Regions from separate parts of the Homo sapiens genome. Here regions 1 and 3 are each linked to region 2. Evidence: chromatin loops called from intact Hi-C (ENCODE). Cell type or tissue: endothelial cell of umbilical vein. All regions are shown on one strand.

Evidence for each region. Peaks named below come from ENCODE experiments on the same cell type or tissue, not always from the same donor. Only the 100,000 strongest peaks of a DNase experiment are listed, where the experiment ranks them.
Region 1: a loop joins it to region 2, with 6 times the contacts of the local background. A loop is called at or near these places in 10 of 110 quality-filtered maps.
Region 3: it touches region 2 in a loop (7-fold over the local background); 3 of 110 quality-filtered maps call a loop at or near these places.

What each region holds. Positions count from the first base shown.
Region 1 is chr11:9,718,826-9,721,325 of GRCh38, forward strand. All of the region lies in intron 3 of SWAP70 (switching B cell complex subunit SWAP70), which reads left to right. Among named protein-coding and RNA genes, the nearest start is that of SBF2-AS1, 38 kb to the right of the region's middle. RefSeq lists an enhancer at 401-901. In endothelial cell of umbilical vein, no CTCF peak of the experiment used is centred here; a DNase peak (open chromatin) is centred at 1,356; H3K27ac peaks cover 2,500 bases.
Region 2 is chr11:9,611,907-9,614,406 of GRCh38, forward strand. No RefSeq gene overlaps it. Among named protein-coding and RNA genes, the nearest start is that of WEE1, 39 kb to the left of the region's middle. RefSeq lists an enhancer at 1,316-2,005 and a silencer at 2,106-2,485. In endothelial cell of umbilical vein, CTCF peaks have their summits at 1,469 (motif pointing left) and 2,332 (motif pointing right); DNase peaks (open chromatin) are centred at 1,385 and 2,225; H3K4me3 peaks cover 982 bases; H3K27ac peaks cover 2,366 bases.
Region 3 is chr11:9,702,417-9,704,916 of GRCh38, forward strand. The region is part of intron 2 of SWAP70 (switching B cell complex subunit SWAP70); the gene reads left to right. Among named protein-coding and RNA genes, the nearest start is that of SWAP70, 40 kb to the left of the region's middle. RefSeq lists an enhancer at 2,310-2,409. In endothelial cell of umbilical vein, no CTCF peak of the experiment used is centred here; a DNase peak (open chromatin) is centred at 1,055; H3K27ac peaks cover 1,627 bases.

The DNA.
Region 1 (2,500 bases), 110 kb after region 2:
GCCTGGCTTGGTGGTTCATGCCTGCAATCTTTGGGAGGCTGAGGTGGGAGGATTGCTTGAGCTGGGGAGTTTGAGACCAGCCTGGGCAACATGGTGAAACCTCGTCTCTACAAAAAATACAAAAATTAGCTGGGCACAGTGGCACATGCCTGAAGTCTCAGCTACTCGGGAGGCTGAAGTGGGAGGATCACCCAGGAGGCAGACATTGTAGTGAGCTGTGATCATGCCACTGCACTCCAGCCTGGGGGACAGAGCGAGACACTGAATCAAAAAAAAAAAAAAAAAGATATAATTGTCAGCTGGGTGCAGTGGCACACACCTGTAATCCCAGAACTTTGGGAGGCTGAGGCAGGCTGATCACTTGAGCTCAGGAATTCGAGACCAGCCTGGGCAACATGGTGAAACCCCATCTCTGCAAAAAATATAAAAAATTAGCCAGGCAGGGGTGCTGAAGTGGGAGAATCGCTTTAGCCTGGGAGGTCAAGGCTGCTGTGAGCCAAGATCACTCCACTGCCTCCAGCCTGGGTGACAGAATGAGATCCTGTCTCAAAAAAAAAGATATAACCATGGCAGTTAGCCAGGTGTGGTGGTGCATGCCTGTAATCCCAGCTATATGGGAGGTTGAGGCAAGAGAATCGCTTGAACCCAGGAGGTGGAGGTTGCAGTGAGCCGAGATCGTGCCACTGGGCAACAAAGCGAGACTCCATCTAAAAAAAAAAAAAGTTAATGTTTGCTTCTGATTCAGTTTTCTGTTACCCAGAAAGTAGTGTCAAGTATGTTAAATAAATATTTAAGTGACTTACATAGTGAAGTTAAGATGTTTCTGTCACATAGTTGTAAGAAATAGTGTGTCCCCATTTGAGTTCGTTCCATAATTTTTGTTAGAATATATTCCTGGAAATATGTGCCTGCCAAGTACAGTTTTTATTTAGTATTTGTTTCTCACAGAACCAGGAACAAAACAGGATGTGTCTCTTGTGTACCTATTTGGAAGAATTGCCTTGATGCAGTTAAAAATTGAACCTGAAATAGTTTTAAGAGACCCTAAATAAATAAAACCTATTAAGCCAATAAAATGCCCCTTATTAATGATGATAGAGAAAGCATTTTTAATAAAATAAATTTTGGAACTGAAGGCCTCGAAAATCACATGCATCTTGAAAGTTTTTTCTTTGTTATTTTTGGTGAAACTTGCTTGGAAGGAGGAAGTAAGCTGCTTCCTGAAACTGAATGAGCTCTTAGAATTGATGCAGGCCACTAGAGACTAAAACGGCAACACATGATTTATTATTTAGTATAATTGAATAGTGGAGAATGGTAATGTTTGTCTCTCCTTGGCCCAATATAATGAATCAAAAGGCCCTTAAGTTATTTGGTTATGATACGTATATGATTGTGTTGAAAGTCAGCAGGAAATGAATCTAGATTAGTTGTCTGGCACAGTCACTGGGAATGCTGAGCAGATCGAAGCTGGGTGCTAATGACAACTTCATAAGGCTTGGGAGGGCACCTTCAGAAAGGTTCAGGATGAACCTGGCAAGCTACTTCTAGAGCTGAGTTTGCTACTAATAGGCGCTTTCTGAGTTACAAACATAACAAGTCATCTGATTTTGAAGAAACTGAAGCTTGGAGTGTGAATGACGTGGGTTCAGTAAGAGGTAGGTGAGGAAGAGCTAAGGCTGATTCTTGACTTGTGCCAGGACATGGTCATTCGGCTCTACCATCTTGTCTCACCCACGTGTAGTCATACTGCACACACATGTGGCTATACACATGTGCTTCCTTTGCCTTGCTACTAAAACTTCGACTTGTGCCTGTATTCCCTGTACCCCAAGTTGTAATCTGCCAGCCTGGGCCCTTCTTTTTGCTGCCTTAGGGAGATTGAATTTCTGTACCTGTTAATGCTACTGCTTATTGTACCTTGAGCAATTGTTTATCTTAATGTCCTTTTTGACTCTCTTTTTCTTGCTTTTATCTCTTCAATCTCTTCTTATTTTTTATTTTTTTAAAGATGGAGTCTAGCTCTGTCTCCCAGGCTGGAGCACAGTGGCGCGATCTTGGCTCACTGCAATCTCTGCCTCCTGGCTTCAAACGGTTCTCCTACCTCAGCCTCCCGAGTAGCTAGGATTACAGGTGCGCACCACCACACCCAGCTAATTTTTGTATTTTTAGTAGAGATGGAGTTTTGCCATGTTGGCCAGGCTGGTCTGGAACTCCTGGCTTCAGGTGATCTGCCCGCCTTGGCCTCCCAAATTGCTGGGATGACAGGCGTGAGCCACCACGCCTGGCGTTCAATCTCTTAATCTTTTTATATCTTTCTCTTTTCTGTCCCATTTTCTCCTTCCCTCTTCCCTTTTCCCTTTTTCTTAACATTTTCTTTTTTTCTCTTCCTCTGCCTATCCCTGTTACTTCTCTTTAAAGAGCCAAGGAAATACCTGATAATATCTGATAAGTTTAACAGTAGATGACATATCTCCAACAAGAGAAAGAAAAGATCTAA
Region 2 (2,500 bases):
AACACTGCACTCTAGCCTGTGCAACAGAGCAAGACTCCGTCTCAAAAAAACCAGATAGAGTTGTATGAAGCAATGGTGACTATTATTTTACCATGCTGCTAACATTATGCATTATTTTTTTTCTGTTTTTCTATTATATTTTTTTCTATTTATTTTTACAGAAACAGCGTCTCACTATTGCCCAGGTTGGAGTGCACTGGTGTGATCATAGCTCACTGTAACTCTCAGGCTTAAAGGGATCCTCCCACCTCAGCCTCCCAAGTAGCTAAGACTACTAGAGCACAGCACCATGCTGGACTAATTTTTAAATTTTTTGTAGTGACAGGGTCTCACTCTGTTGCCCAGGCTGGTCTCCAACTCCTGGCCTCAAGGGAACCTCCTGCCTTGGCCCCCAGTGAACTGATATTACAGGCATGAGCCACTGCATCCAGCCTGCATTATAATTTTAAAACATTTTTGCTACTTTAGTAGATGTAAGGTGTTATGTCATAACTGTTTTAAGTTTAAAGTTTCTGATTATCAATGAACGTTTTCCCCATGCACTTGGGTATGACTTTTATTTCTTATTGTGAATTACAGTGCATGTTTACCTTCTTTGTCTATTTAGCAATTGGTACCTTGATTGTTTTTATATATATAAACAAGCTTTTTTTGGGTGGGGGGGATGGAATCTTGCTCTGTCACCCAGGCTGGAGTTCAGTGGTGCGATCTCGGCTCACTGCAACCTCCGCCTCCCGGGTTCAAGCGATTCTCCTGCCTCAGCCACCCAAGTAACTGGGACTACAGGCGTGTGCCACCACACCCAACTAATTTTTGTATTTTTAGTAGAGACGGGGCTTTCACCATGTTGGCCAGGCTGGTCTCGAACTCCTGACCTCAGTTGATCCACCCGCCTTGGCCTCCTAAAGTGCTGGGATTACAGGCGTGAGCCACTGCACCTGGCCTATAAACAAGCTTTTATACATTTCAGGTAGTATTTGCTTGTCACTTGGTGCAGACATTTTTCTCAATCTGTTGTCTTTTTAAAATTCTGTCCAGTTTTTGTATTTTTGAACGTTAGTCTTCCTTTGTTGTTTCTTCTGTTGTTTCAAAGTTTTGAGAACGCTGACGTTTATCCATAAATATAACTGCCTTATCCTATTAAATATATAGTTTCTATGGCTGTTCTTTAAAATATTTAGCACTTTAATCCACTTGGTGTTTATTTTGAAATACGATGTGAAACACATTTTTGTCCTCCAAATTTTCATTCATTTATCTGCGCATTCTTTACATAGTTCATCTTTTCTTACTGCCGTGTTTGGGAATGTTATTTTACTATGTATCCCATCAGGATTAATGCGTGTGTTTGTTCAGTCTCATTCCTTTCCGTTGATCTCAGCTTCTATTTTTGTTTCTGCTCTTAGTCACTGCCCAGCAGCGCCAAAGGAACATCCCGCCCCCTGCAGGCAGCTGGTGTCCCCACAACCTGGGAAGCCTGGGGCAGGGCCTCAGGGGACTCCTGGTGTTAGTCCTCCGAGCCCGGGTGGACGTGTCGCTCTGTCCCTGCGGGAGGATTCGGGGCCCCTTTGACAGGCCTCCTTCTATGCCGGTTTCCTGGGGCCTCGAGCTTCCTGGGTTCCACGTCTCTAGTAACCAGTAGAGACGGGCCTTTACCCTGCCGTTGGGTGGGGACTGTCCCCTTCTGGGCTCTTCCTTTCGGGCCTTTCCACCTCTCCGACCCCAGGGCATTCGCCCCACCACGTTGCCGGCACAGTGCTGGCTCCGCGGCCCGCGGTTCTGGCAGTCAGCGCGGAATGCCATGGCACCGAGCCTCTGTGTCTAGATGAGTTCTGGGCGCTGATTTTCCAGGTCACTCGGAAGCTGCTCTCTGGGCCCGCCTGTTTCCCTTCCCTTTGCCTCCTTGTCCCGCTTCCCTCGCAGTATACCACTCACTGTACCCCTCCTAAAAAGGACCACTGCAGGAAGCGTTATTGAAGCAGACACGGTTCAAACACGAAAAACAAACTCTTCTTTATTCAACAGATGTGCACGAATCTATTGTGTGTTAGATACGGGTAAGTTTCTGATAAGTCGTGCACTGAGCCAGTCCGGGCTCCTAGAACCGCGTTTACGTGCCGAAGTCTCAATCAGATTAAGAGCGTCTGGGGAGAGCGGGGCGGGGATAGAAGGAGGTGTTGGGGCTAGGGGTAGGACTGTTCTGGAGGCGTGGGTAAGGGGGAGTGGGCTGTGCTGTGCGCCCCTCCCCTCGCTATCTCCCCATTCATCCGCAGACCCGGGGCCCCACGCGCCGCTCCTGGGCAGGGCCGTGCACCCGGAAGGCGCCGAGGCGCGCCCAGCAGAGGGAGCATGCGGGCAGGGCATTCCGCGGGTACCCGCGGAGCAGGACGGCCACCCACGCCGGGGCCCCTGGGGCTCCACCCAGGACGCACACCCGGAGAGACCCAATGACTGCGTTTCGCACCTGGGCGCAAGCTGGTTACTGGGCACGCGCTGACAA
Region 3 (2,500 bases), 91 kb after region 2:
TTTTTTGTTTTCTGAGATAAGGTCTTGCTCTGTTGCCCACGCTGGAGTGCAGTGACATGATCATGGCTCACTGCAACCTTGCCCTGCTGGTCTCAAGAGATCCTCCCACCTTAGCCTTCCAAGTAGCTTGGGGAGTAGCTGGAATTACATGTGTGCACCACCATGCCTGGCTAATTTTTAACTTTTTTTTGCAGAGGTCTCACTATGTTGTCCAGGCTGGTCTTGAACTCCTGAGCTCAAGTGATCCTCTTGCCTTGTCCTCCCAAAGTGCTGAGATTATAGGTGTGAGCCACTGCACCTGACTGAAAGTTACATAGTTTTAATTTGGTGCAATGACTAAGTTGGACTCTACATTTTCATTATATTTGTGAAACTATAGAGGACTATAAACTTTTGAGTAAATAAAGGGGTTTCATGCTGAGAAACATGAATGACTTTATACTGATGAATACTTTGGCCAGCAATGTGAGTCATGTACTGTAAAGATATATTGTTTTTTAAAGTAACAGTTTTATTGAGATATAAATTACATACCATACAATTAGTCTATTTAACATGTACCATTTAGTGGTTTTTTTGTTCATTCACTACAACCATTACCACAATTGATTTTAGAATATTTTCATCTCACTGCTGCCCCCAAAATCTCATACCCATTTAGCAATCACTCCCTCTCCCCTATAGCTCTAGGCAAGTGCAAATCTACTTTCTGTCTATATATATTTGCCTATTCTGGACATATAATATTAATGGAATGATACAATAGCCAGCCTTTTGTATCTGGCTTCTTTCACTTAGCATAATGTTTTCAGGGTTCATCCACGTTGTATCCTATAACAATACTTCATTCCTTTTTATGGCTGAATAACATTCCGTTACGGATATACCATGTTTTATTTACATATTCAGTTCATCAGTTGTTGGACATGTGGGTTGTTCACTTTAGTGCAATCACGTTGGCCTTCTCTCTGTTCCCCAGATTACCAAGACCCTTCCTGCCTCAGAGCCTTCAGACATGCTGCTTCCTGTGCTGTAAGGCCAACTCCGCCCATCAAATGCAGCGAATTTTTGTTGATCCTTTAGCTCTGGACTTGATTGTCACTTCCTCAGGGAGGTTTCTCCTGGTAGAACCCACCCTTCCCAGAGCTAACCAGCTCTCCTATAATGTGTTTCCCGCAGCAGCCTGTGCTTTTCCTCTATAGCACTTACTAGTTGTTGGGTTGTTGCTGTATTGTTTGGTGTCTGATTCCCTCTCCAGACTCTGAGTTCTGTGACGGCAAGAACTGGTTCACTGTTATCCAGCTCTTAGCATAGTAACTGGTACCTGGTAAACACTCACAATGATTTGAATGAATGAATGCGCAAATTAATACTGCAAACCAGGCAGAGGGGTACAAAACTGAATAAGATATGGCCTTTGATTTCAAAGAATTCATGATTTCATGTGAGTTGTAATAAAATATAGAACTGGGACTCAGGAAAGAGTTTGAGGTTAGAAATGTATATGTAGTTATATGAGAAGAGCCTACCATTTTACTTTCTCCTTCTTGGCTCTTGCTCTGGTTTAAATGGTTTTATGAAACTATAAAACCATTGAGATATAATTCACATAACATAAAACCTACCATTTTAAAGTGTACAGTAAAATAGTTGTGAATGTATTTACTATGTTGTGTGGCCATCATCCCTATCCAAATTCTGGATTTCTGAGAATTTCCCAGTATGTTCTATAATATTTTAATAACAGACACAATTCTGTTTACTGTCTATATAGAGAGAGACCATATATATATTTATGGCCTTACTGTGTATATATATGACCTCACTGTGCAAACACACTGGTCAATTTATCCAGCATTCAATGCTTTGGAGTTGCTACCTGCTTTAGATGCTTCTTGGGACCACGAGCCATGGCTGCATTAGGCAAGGAAAGAGGACCTGCATCTTCCCTCTTTTTTTTTTTTTAATTTTTATTATTTTATTTTATTTTACTTTTTTGAGACACTCTTTCTGTGTTGCCCAGGCTGGAGTGCAATGGTATAATCTCAGCTCACTGCAACCTCCACCTCCCGGGTTCAAGTGATTCTCATGCCTCAGCCTCCTGAGTAGCTGAGATTACAGGTGCGAGCCACCACGCCTGGGTAATTTGTATTTTTAGTAGAGATTGGGTTTCACCATGTTGGTCAGGCTGGTCTCGGACTCCTGGCCTCAAGTCATCTGCCTGCCTTGGACTCCCAAAGCGCTGAGATTGCAGGCATGAACCACTGTGCCCTGCTAGAGTTCCCTGTATTCCCCTTTATTGGAGCATTTGCACATAACTGTTAGTCTGTCTTCCTCCTCGCACTAGAAGCTCCTTAGAGACTACGTATGTCTTATTTTATGTGGGACTCCTCCCATACCAGATGTTGACTGACCTGTAGTAGACAGGTAACAAATATTTGCATATCCACAGATACACGGTGAAAGACAGGATCTAGAATAAGAGTCTTGAGCTGCAGTT